2 separate regions of the Mus musculus genome follow, and region 2 is linked to region 1. A link is a loop called in an ENCODE intact Hi-C map of the cell type or tissue named here. Cell type or tissue: left cerebral cortex. All regions are shown on one strand.

The links. Peaks named below come from ENCODE experiments on the same cell type or tissue, not always from the same donor. Only the 100,000 strongest peaks of a DNase experiment are listed, where the experiment ranks them.
Region 2: it touches region 1 in a loop (2.3-fold over the local background); 2 of 42 quality-filtered maps call a loop at or near these places.

Annotation. Positions count from the first base shown.
Region 1 is chr4:46,985,619-46,993,618 of GRCm38, forward strand. It overlaps Gabbr2 (gamma-aminobutyric acid (GABA) B receptor, 2), which reads right to left and starts at 6,096. Exons shown (of 19, transcript NM_001081141.2): 1 at 5,490-6,096. The coding sequence starts at 5,807. In left cerebral cortex, a CTCF peak has its summit at 4,485 (motif pointing left); DNase peaks (open chromatin) are centred at 2,899, 3,520, 4,479, 4,863 and 1 more place; H3K4me3 peaks cover 4,303 bases; H3K27ac peaks cover 3,622 bases.
Region 2 is chr4:46,732,058-46,740,057 of GRCm38, forward strand. Gabbr2 (gamma-aminobutyric acid (GABA) B receptor, 2) reads right to left here. Exons shown (of 19, transcript NM_001081141.2): 9 at 7,737-7,817; 10 at 4,297-4,447; 11 at 2,001-2,133. Among named protein-coding and RNA genes, the nearest start is that of Tbc1d2, 86 kb to the left of the region's middle. In left cerebral cortex, a CTCF peak has its summit at 3,096 (motif pointing right); DNase peaks (open chromatin) are centred at 3,026 and 5,066; H3K27ac peaks cover 2,259 bases.

The DNA.
Region 1 (8,000 bases):
GTGAGACTCTTCCCTGGGCCCCATCTTCACTTCCCCTAGGCTTCAGCTCTCTATGTCTGTATTATAGTCACCCCACCCAAACTCTCCCCTGGAAGGAAGTACAGACATGATCATTTTCTCTCTGCTTTCGAGACTGTCAAGACTACCGTCAGTCTGGTGTTTCCCATGAGCCTGCCTTTGTGGAGACCATCATCAATGCTTCATGACATTCACGCCCTCCTATCAGTCTCTTGTTTCCTAATAGGTACAACTTCTTCTCCACTCTGTATTCCTAAGATTGGGTACAGGAGACCTCCCCCCTCTTTATCCCTCCCTCCCTTGCATCTGTCTATCTATCTATCTATCTATCTATCTATCTATCTATCTATCTATCTATCTATCTATCTCTATCTCTTGGTTTTTGAAATCATGACAGGCTGGTATGTGGCACAGGCCTGGCATATCAGTATCATATGATTGGGTAGGGGGTGAAGTCATGACTCAATTCATACCAGTATGATCCTAGCACCTCTGCTGGAGCATTTGGAAGGCAGAATTATTCATGCTGGATTTTCTGCAAGTGTGCAAAGCCACAGTTGTGTGGGGCCATCTGCCATCACTCAGGACAGCATGCCTCACTGTGAACTAGCAAGGGATCAGAGCCAAGATCCAGAGAGGAAGGCACTTTTAAAGATGTACCTATGCTCTGGATACAGACATACCTGAACATAGCACACTCCAGGTTTTGCTTAGTGATATGAACCATTGGTTTGGGTTTCTACAAGAGTCCTTAGTCTGGCAGAGTTCCTAAAGGTTGGTCAGTGAGATACAGCCACTCAATGTGAGCCTAACTAAAATCAGCTCAGTCCAGCTTCTGTTTGCCCACAGCAGGAGGAATGGAACCAGAGCCTAGCACATGCTGGGTAAACATTTATTTTTGAGTTGAGATCTTACTAAGTTGTCCAGGCTGGTCTGAAATGCACTCTGTAACCCAGGCATGCCTTGAACTTATGAATTCAGTATCCTGAATAGCTGGGGTTATAGCCTGTGCCATCAGATCTCTCTTTATTGTTTTTTAATTAACAGCCGCATTGATAGAATACTATAATATTTACTATTTAGGAAGTTCTTTTCTAGAATGCATAGCCATCCCCACTTTCATGTCCTATCCTGAGCTGAAGATGATGAAGGTTATCTTGCTCTGCCCTCCATTTGCCGGTCACTTCTCTCAGGCTAGACCTGTGGTTCTCACCTTCCTGCAGTGCAGCATCTCCGGCAGGTGCTTGGCACACACCTGCAGAGCTGAGCTCAGCCTCCTGAGGAACACAGACACAGCTCGCAGCTATTTGAATCCCTTGTAAAACATAATGCAGGGACCAGTGAGATAGCGGAAGGAAGGGACACGTGTCATAAAGCCTAGTGACAGGAACGCAGACTCCAGGATGCACACGGTAGGAGTGAAATGACTCTCTTAAGTTGCCCTCCGATTTCTTCATGTGCACAGTTACACACATAAAACAAAGCGCAGCACATAGATGAGCAGGGAGCTGGCAAAGCTGCCCAAGAGAAAGCCATGATCATCAATCATTTGCTTCTGCTGGGATTTCTAAGCTGGATCCCTGCGTCATCAGAGTGATCCTCCTGAAAGCTAGATTGTGCATGCTTGGGTTATGTGCCTTTGGTTTCCTGAACCTTTCTTTCTTCTATTACAATATTGTGTGTGTGTGTGTGTGTGTGTGTGTGTGTGTGTGTGTGTGTGTGTGTGTTTTAAATAGTAGAAAAAGTCAGAAAACTGCAATCCAACAGCAAGAAAATGATTAATTATTTATATGTGCATGGAATAGAGTAGTACACAGCTGCCAAAAATCATATTAACAAGATAGATTTAAAGACGTGGGGGAAATTCCATGATATAATGGTAACTGGAGAAAAGAAAATATTAAACTGAAAGAAATAATCCTAATTATTTGATGCAATCAATTACTTTTGCAAAGGTAGATTATGGGCGATTATTTTCTGTATGCTTTTCTACATCTATCAATTTCTCTAAAATGAGCACTAGTCAGATCAGACCCACAGCCATGATTTTTAGTATATTACTTGATTATTATTTTCTTTTACTAATGTGGCCATCAAAGAACTCGTAGGTAGTATGGTCCACCAAGTTCACCTGGGTATCTGGATTGCTTTCAAACACAGGGCAGAGAATCTGACACTCCAAAGGCTGCTCCCAGCTTTTTCTTATGGTGGGAGCTTCAAAGCCTCCACATAGCTTCTGGCTCTTCCTCTTGTCTACACTTTCAGTGCCTTGCTTGTGTTTTTATTACACAAGTCCTCTTGGAATCCATACACAAGTGTTTGCTGAAGTGATGCAATGCTCCACCAAAGAAACCGAAGTCCGACCACCCCGTGATCTGTTGTGATGCCCCATCGGCAGACAGAGGCCTTGAACGTTCTGGGCTGAGCTTGGAATACCTGTTACTAGAGACGCTGGTACAGGCTCAAGGCCTGCCTGAGCTGCAGAGTGAATTCAATACCATCTTGGGCAGCTTATGGAGACTATCTCAAAATAAAGATGTAGGAAGAGATCTGGGGATATAATTGGCCAAACCTTTGGCTTCTGGGTTGGATCCCCAGTATTGCAAAAAGGAAACCAGGAAGTTCTACTGCCTGTCTCATCACAGAAGAGGCTCAACCAACATAAATACATGAGGAGGTAGGCTGGCCTGGGAGAGCAGATAAACTATGCCTTGCTGTATCTTTCACCCTTTTTACAGGCGGTGTGGACCAAGGTCCATCCTGCCTTCCTTTAGTTACTGGCCAATGAGGCTATGACTGACAGCCAATGTCAACAAAGCCAGGCAAGATTAGCCCATCACACCAACCCTGCATTCAAGTCTTCTGACAGGAGCAGCAGACGGTGAGGAGGCAGCTCTCTGAGTCCACAAACACAGCCTTGCGCTAACAGGGGCTACTCACTCACTCAGAAGTGGCAAATGCCTTTCAGATTGCCCTGCATCTGCTGCCAGTTCCCAGACTGATTTTCCCTTCAGTCCAGCTCAGAGAAAACTTTAAAGACAGGTTAGTGGGGGGGGGGGGGTGAGGGGGAGTAATTATAGTTCCTGGGCACTCTCCCAAATGTGATACTTCATGCACGAGGTGATATATTGACTGTCAGCCAGAATTCTCTTTTCTGGTAGTAACCTCCCTGACTCTCTTAAAGACTGTAAGGCCAAGCAGGAGAAAGAAGCATTCTTAATATTTTAGCAGTGACTGACTTATCCCACCTAAAGCCATAGTGTCTCACTGGTGAATCCACACCAAATGGAAGTGCAGGAAGGGAGGCAGTTATTTATTGAGTGCTTACAGCGTGCCAGACAGAGTGCTGGCAGTGGAGCCTGCTGGCATCTCTCTGTAAGCCCCTGGACGCCATCCGACAGAGGATGGCTAACCACTCTGCTCTTGAGATCTGAACACCTGCATTTAGAGGCATTAGAGATTAAGTGTCCAATTCAAGGTCATGGGTGGGCGGGGTCAGGAGGTCAGAGGGATAACCTATTTCTGCAGTGTTCAACCCTAAGCCCCAGATCAGGTACAGTTGACATTAGAGGGAAACCCAGTGCTGTGCCTGAAATATTCCCACCAACCAAAGCTCCTCTGACTGCCTCATCCTCTTGACTTTGGGTCCTCTCACTCAGAAAGCCACCAAGACACACTTGAGAAAAAAAATGTAAAAGCGTTGGCCCACACCCTGCAACCAAGCGCCCATCCCTCTGCTACCACAAATGGACTAATGAGAAACTTCTCAGGAAGCATTCGAAAAGGTTTTACAAGACATAGTGAAGATGTATACAGGGCAGCCCTGTCTACAATTGCTTTTGTCTTCTAAGAACCGGCCTGTCCCTGTCCCTGTCCCTTCCAGAATATGGGTGGAAGCCACATGAAAGTGTGCCAAGGATATATGCCTCTGCATAAATGCATACCCATCTCAATGTGCTTGTGCCAGACAGGTACCCCTAAAGAACTTGAAACACTGAGGGGGGAGGGAGAAAAAAGGAGGTCGTCAGGAACGTCAATCGAAAGTGATTTCACACACGGTTAGCCCTGTACAGCCACCCAGTGTGCCTCTTCCCGAGGCAGAGGAGCCTCTCTGCCTGCAGCAACCTGAGCTCACCGTTACCAACTGCCACCAATTCCTTCACCTTTTATTTACAGAGCAGAACAGCAGGCTGCTTCACTGGTGAAGCGGGGGAGGCGGGGAATGAGATACAATCTACATTATGCTCTTTTCCGGGAGGGGGTATAAAAAAGGGGTCAGGCAGGGGAAGAAGCCAAGCCCAGGTTACACCACCAGGGGGATGCTCCTTTCTTGAGGAGTCTGCCCGGGAGCTCCAGCAAAGGTGCGCTGGGGGAGCCCGGGAAGCAAGGGTCCAGAGCTCGCCCTGGCTTTGCTGGGAGAGATGCAAGAGGCGCCAACAGAGCTCTCAGTAAAGGAAATCACTGCCCCCTTCAGGCCGAATCTTATCTCTCGAGGCTGCGGACCGGAGAGTAGGGGCTCCCTGGGTCCGGAAAAACTCGCAAACCCGTCCTTATTCCTGATCGCTCTTCCAGGCCCTCTCTTCGTCCTAGCCTCAGAGTGGGCAGTCAGGGTCTGAGCTGAGGCTCCTTGGAAACCTAGACATGAGGGCGTGAGATCGGGGTTTGGGATGGAAAGGTCTTGGTTCTCCAGCTCTGCTCAGAAAAGAAGGCCAGAGGGGAACCCTCTGCCACACTCCAAGTCTAGGCTCCCACGACACGAACGCCTCAAGTGTGCACCTGCTCAGCGGTGTTAGCAGCTGCTGAACAAAAGTGGAAGCGCGATCGGACACCACCACACGTCCCGGGCTAGACCTGTCAAGCCACTCTATGAGCAACTAACCCAAGGCGGGGAGAGGGGGAAGGGGAGTCTCCCAAAACTGCTCCAGCTACTGCCAGCGCTGGACAGATCCAGGCAGCAGCGCTGCAGAACCCTCCGGGCTCCGAGGCTGACCGTGGCGCGCGCGAGCCCTGAGCTGCAGAAGTGCACCACAGGATCGGTCCTGCCCGAAGCTTGGCCCCCGAGGGTCCTGGAGCCCTCTAGCCCTAAAAGGGCGGCTTGGAATTTTTAGGGTCTGGGAATAGGCCCCATAGCCTGTCCAGCTGTGGCTGGCCCAGTTTGTAATCAGTGTGCGTGTTCCTCTTACTTGGCACCTGACAACCCTAGGAGCAGCACCGGACAGGGGCAACCGGCGCAGGCCTCTGGGAGTCCAACCTCTCACATCTCTAACTCCTCCTCTGGTCAAAGGAGACCCCCATTCCACACCCACACAGAGGTGGAAGGTGCTCACAGATCAGGGTCCCACCTGCTCCAGCCAAGCCCAGTGAGACCCTGATGGACCCAGTACGCGGTCAGCCAGCGAGGAGGAGACAATCACGGCTCTGTCCCTCCTCGACGCCCCCAGCCTCGACGGCATGGGTCACTGGACACTTACCTCGGTGTCGTAGAGTCGCAGGTCCAGGAAGTAGGGGCGCAGGAGTGACTCGTTGCGGATCTGCTCGATGGCTAGCTCCACGGCGGGGAGCACGCCGCGCCCGATGCTGCCCTTGGCCACCTCCTTGGTGAGCGGCATGAGGCCCATGATGGAGAGCGGCGGGCTGCTGGGCGGCGGCCGGGGGGCGCCCCGCGCCCAGCCCCAGGCCCCGGGAGCCAACGACAGCAGCAACGACAGCAGCAGGGGCAGCAGCAGGCGCGCGGGCGGCGGCGGTGGCGGCGGCGGCCGGGGCTGCCCGGAGCTCGGCGGGGAAGCCATGCCGCGCCGCGGGCTGCGGGCGCCAGCTCACTCGGCCCGCATGGCCTGGCCCGGCCCGCCGCCCGGCGCCGAGCTCTGCCCGCGGCTCCCGCGCAATGGCGCCGGCACGGGCCCCGGCTCGGCTCCGGCTTCTGCTCGCTCAGAACGGCCGCGGCGGCGGCGGCGGCGCCCGTGACGGATCAATCACGCCGGGAAGGGGTGGGAGCCAGCGGAGTGCGGGAGGCGGGGAGCCAACGAGCGAGCGAGCGAGCGAGCGCCGAGGGGGCCGAGTCTCCGCGCGCCTCTCTCCAGCGCGGCCGCCCCGCACCCGGCCGCCTCCTCCCGCCTCCGTGCGCGATCGCAGCTCTTTCCTGCTCGGAGCCGCGGGACGTCGGACCCTGGAGCCCGGCCAGGGGAGGGAGGGCGGCAGGAGGCTCGGGAGGCGAAGGCAAGGCTGCTGAGCGGCGGCTCGGGCCGCCTCCGGGGACAGGGACGGGCCGTGCGCGCCGGGGGAGGGGGAGGCGCCGGCGCTGCGGCTGCCGCGGGGAGGGCCGTGCTCCCGGCACACGCACACTCGCGCCCCGGGCGCTGCGCCGCGCCGGCTGCTGCGGCCGGCTGACCCCGCCGCCGGGGACTGAGCTCCAGAGCCCCACGTTCGGGGGAATCGAAGCTGCTATGCGCGGGGGACGCGGGCGCCTCGCCTTGCGCTTCCTGTAGCACCTGCAAGGTGGTTGGGTACTGCTTCTCCCAGGTCTGGGCGGGCGAGTCGAGGAAACGAACGTTCTACAAAGGTGTCCTAGGGGCACCAGCAGCCTGCGCTCTCCTGTGCCAGCTACCAGGGAACCTGGGACCCTTGATCCAGTCTGGAGTCCTTTGCCAAGCCCAGGTCAGGGCTGGGATAGGAGACCTATGAGTACTACCGCCTCCTCCAGGCGTTTGACCTCCCGGTGTCCCCAGTCCCAGAGGGCCCCGCCTTAAAATTCTCCCCTGGGTGGGAACCCTGTCTTCAGTCCCAAGAAGCACAGCCTGGACTTGGCTCATTCTGTCTCCCAGGTGGTATAAACACACTGGATAACCCCAGGCAAAGTAGTCCTGGACAAGATGAACCTGAGTAACCCCTCTGTGCCTCCCTGTGAATCATGGCACTTGTGAGCACTAACCTACAACATCCCAAAGCCTGACTAGTACAAGGATACATTACATTACATTATAAAACAGCCCATCCAAGCATTGTGGACCAAAAGCACGACCTTGTAACAAGGGTGGGAATTTAACCTTCACTAACTGCTTGCTACCTGACATATCTGATGTATCCTCAAAACAGCCGTATACGCTTAGTACAGTGGGTCTATCATTCCCGTTTTACAGAAGAATACACTGATCGATAATATACAGCTAATACAGGGGAAGCAGAATGCACAGCCACAAAGGACTCTTATGCACCCCTGATATTGGAAAGCCCTTCCAAAAGGAGGACATGGAGGCCACGGTGCTCTCAGTAGCTCTAGATCCCGTTCCTCCACACAGTTTGTAATGGGTCATCTAAATGGAGTCTGCATATTTGGAGCTGGGCAGGAAACCCGGAGGAAACCTGGAAGATAGAGCCCAGGCTGAATTGAGGACGGCAGTACCTTGGACAGCTCCAGAGACCCTGAGGCCAAATCAGCCAGGGCGCCTGCCCGCATAGCCACTTTCTAGGCGGCTATAATTCCTCCCCTCTCGGCTGAAGGTTTTGTACAAGAGCACAGCTCATCCAAGCACCCCCATCTTCCAGCCAAAAAAATAGTCTAGAGGTAATAGTCACCCCAGACATTCTAGAAGATGTCTCACTGACAGGAGGAGACCCATCTCCCTGCCCACCAGCTTGGCTCCAGGCCAGACTCTGACCTCATGCCTCACTTTGCTTGTCTGGGCATTCTGGCTCCCAGTTTCTGCCCTGATCTTGAGTTCCACTGTGGGTAACTGGAACCTTGGTGTTTTTCCTAGTTCTGAGTCCCTGCCTGCCTCAATCACTAGCCAGGAATCCCTGCTCTTGTATAGGTGGAGCTGGGCTGCTTTCAGCTACTAGCCATTCCACTTAGCTATATTCTACTTAGGAGACTCTCCTCCATGTTTGCCAGGAAGGTAAGGAACTGAAGAAAGCAACTCCAGCCATTGTCCCTGTTGAGTTGCTGTTCTGGTTGAGAAAAGAGACAGTATTTAGGAAGAACTGCA
Region 2 (8,000 bases), 250 kb before region 1:
CTGCACCCAAGGCTCAACTGCCCCACTGGAGGCATCTTGGAGGCAGTGCCAAGGAGCCAACAGAGCCCCAGGAGGGACTGGGCCAGCCACAGAACCAGGGGTACAGTTCTGCAGTGCACTTGGGGGACAGGTCTCTCATCCTTGTGGGATGCCAGTGAGGGGCTGGACCGCTGTGTAGCCTAGAGGTCGTCAGGAGAATCCCAGTACCAGGCTCATCATTGTTATCATCATCGTTCTTAACCTTGCAGAGGGGCTCCAAGCCTTTGCAGCTGAAGTTGAGGATGTTTTTGCTCTTTCCCAGGTACTTAGCGAGGTGCCTCAGGGCAGCACAGGACCCAGCTCCCTGGCCTGATGAGCTCAGCATACACTAAGACAAAGTCCAGGAAGGGCAGGACACTGCTTATTCAGAAACAGTGGGGACTGGGCACTGCCATCTGAGGCTGCCTCACAGCCCTGGGAATACCTGTGATCCCAAAAGCTTGATGTAGTATGTGTGTGTGTGTGTGTGTGTGTGTGTGTTTATGCACATATTTTAGGATCCTCTCTTGGGTACCGTTCACTCCCCGTGGCTGGGCAGTGGGCAACCTGAAGTTTTGGAGCAGTAGAAAGGGCCTGGAAAGGTGGCTTTGTAGAGGGCTTATGTTGCTCTCACATCCCAAGGAAACAGCCACAAGGAAGGACTGCCCATCCATCATTCACCAAAACTGATGTTGTGAGCCTCCTCTCCAGCTATTTGAGGGATACAGCTGGCCCAGTGATTGCCCGTGTGTGTGTGTGTGTGTGTGTGTGTGTGTGTGTAAGGGGGGTTGCTGTTAAGAACCCAGTGTTCACCCAGTTCTTTTGTTGTTGTTGGTTTTGTGAGAACTGAGCATGGTGACACATGGCAGGGGAGGTAGAGACAGGAGGGTATCTGGGACTTGCTGGCTAACTGGTCTAGCCTAGCTGGCAAGTCTTGAGAACTCCTGAGGAACAACACTCAGATTTGACCTCAGGCCTCTATATGCACCAGTACACACCTGCACATGCACACCTGCACATACACACCTGCACACACATACCTGTACATACACACCTGCACACACATCTGCACCAATACACACCTGCACATACACACATGCACATACACACCTGCACACACACACATCTGCACATACATACCCGCACACACATCTCCACCAATACACACTTGCACACACACACTTGCACACACATACCTGTACATCCTTACATGCTCACCCCCTCTCACATGTACACATTCACTCGCACATTCGTGTACACACATGCACACACTTCCTGTACAAAAAACCACACATATACACATATTTACCCAATCGCACATATACTCACATGTGCATACTTACCTCCACACACATCTGTGCACACACACACACACACAAGTATACCTCTTACCTTCTATATGCACACATGCACAAACCTATGCACCAGTGCACACATACACATACCTTCCTTCACACACACACACACACACACACACACACACACACACACACACACACACACACACACTTATAGGAGGAATGATTTTAGGGAAAATATTTCATAACAGATTTCTGTGTTGAGCAGTAATGAAAATACTGGTTTGAAACATCCCTATCAGGTTCCCACATCAAGGCTAGCAGATCAAAGGTGTGTCGTCTCATATGCCCCAGTGACTCTGGGTACTAATGCTTTTGTTCCTGACAGAGGGTCAGTGTCGTCCCCTGCCTGTCCAGTATCCCACACCTCCCTCCTCCAGAGCTTTCTAGTTTTGGTCCTTCATCTGGCAGTGGCTTGTCTGCCACAGAGTCACCTCAGTGGTCCAGCCACTGTCCGTGCTCACTGCAGTCAGACACAGGCACTTCTGTCTGGGCTGTGCAGCTGTTGGTCTAATCTGGTTGTTTCTTGCTCATCCCGGTGTGTTTCCACACAGCTGTGTCCGATGACAAGGCCACGGAGAGATCTTTATGTCACGCATGACTGGCACATACATGAGGGCTTACCGTGCAGAGTGTTTCAAAGGTCTTTTCTGAGACGAAGGATCCATCGAGACCAAAGAGGAAGATGGATGCATAGGACAGCATCCCACCCAGGATGATGAGGTTGTTCATATAGGGGCTTGACATCTTGATCAGCCTGGTGGAAAGAGGCACTAGGTTACACAGTGTCTTCCAAACATGCCAGGTGAGCACTGCTGCCAAACTTTCAGGAACGAGGGAACAGGGCCCCGAGCCGGTCCACTTCCAGGCTGATGATGCCCACTGCTTCTGTAGAGAACCTCAACAGCCGCATATTGTCCCACCTCCTTCCTCAAGCCTACTTATCAGTCCACCAGGGAGAGGTCACGACGCAACAGCTTCAACAGCTTCATCTATTGTAATTTTCAGCTTACAGCATTTTGGGTTAGGGTCAGGAACAGGAGTCTAATTGAATGAGTGTAGTGAAGAGTGTGGTTCCCATACCATGCTCCCCTGCCCAACTTGTACACATCACAGAGCCCTGCTGGGTTGCTCAGAGACTGCTCGCCAGGTGGTAAGTGAGCCCCCTTAGAACACTCAGAAAGCCTCCCCCTACCCCGGCACTGTTCCATGTGCAAAGGGGGAATGGGGTAGTGACATGTCTCCCAGTCACAACCCTTACGCCAGGAGTTGGGCAATTGGGCCCTCACACCATTTTCTGTTCTTTCTCACCAGACCAGTGGAGGTATGCCTTTCACTCCCAAACATCCTCCAGGAATCTTGCTGTGGCCTCTAAGTGCCCAGCAAACCAAGTTTGAGCTTGCTGAGCTAAACTCCAAGAGGGTTAGAACTTTTAAGACTCAGCGTACCTGGCTCCCCAGGCACAACTGGCTTGGCTTGGAGTGGTTCCTTTTATAGACTGTAGCAATAGCCAGCTGCTCCCCAAACATTTTACTTGTATTCTGCAATTCTACGAATGATTCAAGCATAGGACTGGCGAGCTTCCTGGAGAGGGTGGTTTGCAAAATGGTGGGTAGGAAGAGAAATGGGAGGGAGATTGAGTTCCCACAGTTTTGCAGATTTTTCAATGGCTGAGCCATCCGAATAAATCATTCTGGTAATTTCTCCAAGAGGCCACGAGGGGGAAGTTAAAGAATTAATCTAGTGAGGCAGTTTGCAGCTCTGACAGGATCTCCTTAGACATGCAGGAGGGCTGGACAGCACTGCGAAGCAACTGGATGCCTGAGCCTTAAGCCAAAAGGTGCAACCCTCACTTAGGATTGGTTCCAGTGGCTGTGCAAATTGCAGGTGGCTAGGAAGAGACACCGGGTGAATTGCATTTATTCTTCAGGAAATGGGTTTGACCTAAACAATTACTTAAATAAGCAAACAAACCCGCAGGGCTCAAAGGCTCCCAGCTCCTCCTTGGCAAGAAGAAAAAGGAGCAACACCAGAGTAAAACTCATCCCCTGGTACTGCCCTTGTCCCTACCAGTGTGGGGGGAATGCAGTGCAGCTTCAGGGACAATGGCAAGGGCCCCATGTCCCCTGGGTGCATGTGAGGCTCCTCCAACACAGGTTTCTAACTTTGGTCCAGTCTCCCCCATGACAAAGCAAGAGTGGGTTCAGTGATTTCCTATGGAAACAGGCCAAGATGGCTGCCTGGTCAAGATCAAGGAGTGCTGGCCTGGCTACTGACAGCTGAGCACAGTACCTCAGAGTGGGGACTTCCTGGGGAGAGCCGAGAACACTCAAAAGGCTGAGATAGAACCAAAAGGCTAGACCACTCATGGACAACAGACCCCTGGTGACACTGGGAGTCATGGAAAGGGTCAAATGAGATGTGAGGGAGGGGCCTTCTGAACTGACATGGGTTGTCCCAATTGGGGGGGGGGGCTCTGTCACTGGAGACCTCACTAGGAAAGGACCACTTCATTTCTACTAGCAGTGCCTAAAGGTGCTAGAAGTGGGCCTGAGAAGCTGGGGACTCTGGGGTCTTCTGTGTCGTTGCTCTTGAAGTAACTCAAGTTGATGAGCATGTCCAGAGCTCTAAGGTCCATGGGCTTGGGTTTATCACTTCCACTTTATTTAACCCAGTCCTCCAACAGTCCAGCTGCACCTTACCGTGTGTGTGTGTGTGTGTGTGTGTGTGTGTGCGCGCGCGCGCGCCCTACAGTATCTTAGCAACAACGGCAGCATACTTCAGGAACCCACCCCAAAATATCCACTGTGCTCTAGGGGCTGGTCTACCGGAAAAGCCTGCCATGCTGTGACCCCATTGGTGAAGCAAGGGACTGGCCCACTAGAAAAGCATTCTCCCAGCATAGGGCAGGGCTGCTTACTTTTGGTTCCGGTTCTTGATGTTGAAGAAGAGGAAGGCGCTGGCCATGATCATGCCGAGGATAGTGAGAGCTGACAGGATGCTATACAGTGGAAGCGAGATCTTCCGAAGCTGCTCTAGAATGATGGTCTTGTCCTTGGGTGGCTCCGACCCTGCAAGGTCAAGGAGAAGCCATTAGACCCTAGTGCTGTTATTCTCCAAGGACATTTTGCCTCTGTGTCCTTAATACCCGGCCAAACACAGCACATGTACCCCGCGTCAGGCTCATCTACCCACTGGGTGAGAGGATCTAGTGGCTGGCCAGTCTGCTCAGCAGGAGCCTGAGCCAGGACTTATTTCTTTCTCTAAATAGAATCAATAAGGGATCTGTGATGCATTTAACAGCCATTAAAAGACTAGAATTTGATTTGGTCTAATTACGCTGTTGAAAAACCATCACCATTTATCCCCAAAGGTAACCATGGCTGGGAATGCAGAGGTACCGCTGGGTGCTACTGGGCGGGGTTGTGGCGAAGAACTTGGCACGATCCTCAAGGACTCTGCTTCTACCTGAACATGATAAATGATCTTGCTCACCAGGGCAGACACCCCGCCTGTCAATTCTAGGGTGACAGATATGTGCTCCGGCTGCAGATTCTCAGCCTCAAGGTCATTATCACAAAAGCTCTTTGGTTTTCTGTTTCCTAAGACTGGGTAACTGTGGGAGGTGGAAGCTACCTCCCCTTCACACAGAGCCGGGGCCAGGCTGAAGCTGTGGGGTTCCGTTTCTCTCTGTGCCTGCCAGGCTGCCTGGCTCATTCTTCAAGGGCACCAGGAACTCAAGGGGTGGGGACTGAGAGACTCAGAACAAATGTGTCTTCCTGCATGGTTGTCGGTTTGTACAGGTTGGTCTGGGATGATGGAGGCAGGAGCTCCCCTGACCCCGCCTTCCTGAAAATTTTCTTCTTTTATGGGCTATCTCAGGTCACGTGTTTGCTGTGGCATTAGGAACTGTCAAGTCCTTTCTCTTCAGTGGGCCGAAGGAAAATTGGCTGATGCAGGGGAGTGGCCAAGACCAGAGTCCTGTTGGGGATTCTGGTGACCTTTGTTATGCCTCCATTTGCAACGCCAGGGAACAGGCAGGAAGCAGAGGGGTGGAGAACAAGCCCCTTCACTCAGCCTGGAACCCTGTGCTTACAAGTTCAAATGTGTTCAGAAAACAGCTAATGGGGGCAGCAGGGATCTTCATCCAAGAGACCGAGAAAAACTTTTTCCTAAAGGATCTAGGGTGCTTCCAGAGTGTAAAACCTTGACAGGGGTGGGGGTGGGGGTGGGGTGGGCATTGATTCACGAGAAGAGAAGCCCAAGGCAGGCAGAGATAGGCGGACAGCATTTTCCACTTGCAGAAGTTGGAGCTTCATAGCCACAAACTTCCTTCTTATACCATCCCTCCCACCATGAGTTTTATTTCCATTCATTCCTCACTCACTCACTCATCCATCCACCACTGATAATCAGGTTCCGTCAGTCAGGCCTGATGCTCCACATCAAGGATGCATAATGAGGAAGATACAGTCTCTGCTCTAAGGGGTGGGGAGCTTGCAGATAGCCTCAGGGAAAGAACAGAGCACTGTGAGGCAACCCCAATTTCTGAGTGCTGTCTACAGGATGATGTGGAGACGAGAGAGATGAAAGACGCAGGCTCTAATGTATGGACACTTAGCTCATCTACACACTATAAATAAGTTATAAATACTAGACCCTTCTCACTTGACCCATCCATCACCCTTATAGGTGGTGGGCTGAAGAGTCTTCCAGGTGTTTTGTGGCTTCTCGAGCAGGTAAATGGCCAGCTGGCAGGACTGGGACCCAGATCTGCCTGACTCTAACTGCTGGGCAAACAGTCCCTAGGGATGTAGCCCAGAGGGAGGCTAGCCTCAGGTGTATGCTAGCCTGAGTACCTGGCAGGCAGCAGAGAACAGCTCTGGGGCTGGAGTCAGGAGATGCTCTCTGGGGTGGGGTTGGAGGGTGAGAAGAATGGTTGCCTGTCGCCAGAAAGATGACGATGATGATGATGAGGGCTGTCTGGGGCACAGCCCAGGGCAGGCACCAAGGTATTCCAACATTGGAGGAGCAGAAGCAGTTTGATTTGTGAGAGGCAATGGAGAACTGCAGAGAGAGCCCTTTCATGGAGACCTTGGGGCCTCAGTACAGAGCAAGGCTCTTCTCTGGACACAGGCACCACAGAGAAAACTTGGTTTGCTATTAGGATGTGTGTGTGTTTAAGTGCTTGACTCTTTCACTCTTATTTTCTCCAGTGCTGGGCCAGCATGCTACCGGGAGCTCAGTACCCAGAATCCTTATTCCAACCGCTCCCTCCCACCCCCATTACCCAAGTACAGGAGCAGGCAGACACTGCATGGACATCAGGACTCTGAAGTTTGGGGTGGGCTGAGTCCTTCAGTGGCTTCATTTCTGAGCTGTTTTCTTAAATGCCTGCTCACTTTCAGTGGGTGTTGTGAACTATAACACGCCACTGTATGCTTGGTGGGGACTTCCTCAAGTGGGGAGGGGAGGCTGACTGACAGTGGAGGCCACACACAGGAGACACCCGTGGATGCTAACTGAATCTCTACAACGTTCCAGAAGCCAAAGTTTACAGATCCAGTACACAGATGGAAAGGACCAAGTCCATAAAAGTCTGGCACAGAAAAACTCCTGATGACCCAGTGTAATCTAAGACAAACTGCCCAGGTGCCACAGACTTCCAGTTCCTCCATTGCTATCCAGAGGCTAGGCTGTCTATCCGCTCTACCTACCCATACATTCATCCGTGCTTGTGTGGATTCATCTGGTTATTCTCCCATCAATTCCTCATCCATATCCTCATGCATGCATCTGTCCATCTACCCATGCATGCATATTACATGCATTCATCTATGCATCCAGTTACTTATGTAGCCACACATCTATCCATTTACCCATATATAGCCGCCTATCTTCCCATTGACATGTCCAACTCATTTCCAGGCTTTCATCTGTCCTACTCATATACCCAGCCGCCATTAACCAACCTTTTCATTTATCCGTCCGGACACTCATCCAGCAACCACACATTCATACATATCCATCCACTTATCCATGTACCCACCTCCTCGCCCACACATCTGTGTATACATTTACCTTAGGTGTTCACTTAATGCTTTAGCTTTTTCACCAGATGTCATCAAGCCTCCAACCCTGGCTGACATCAGGAATTTAGAGTGAAATTGGACTCAGAAAGGGGATCACGGTCCCTTTCAATGTAAAGGGATGGTGGTCATTTGAGAGACCAGCAGTAAATAGAAGGGAGTAATTAACTCTCAGATACCACAGGTTCACTCCAGGAGTTGGACCCTACAAAGCCAAAGGCTCTGAGCATCTCCCATGTGGGGTGACCATCAGGAAGCCCGCAAGCCTTACCCTGGAACCTTATGGTGTCGTTGATGATCTCCAGTGTGTCAGCCACAGCGTTGTACTCGCCGACCTTCACCTCTCTGCTGTCTGTGGAGAACAAGAGACAGTCGCTGGTCAGCTGAGGCTCCCAGGCTTGGGACTGGGGGCTCTCATGGGCCCCAGCTCTACTCTCCGAGATTTCCCTTCCTTTCACACCTTCTCCAGCTAGGATCACAAGCTTGTAGCTGGCCTGGGTCGGAACCTCAGCAGGGTGTCCATCCTCTTCTGAAC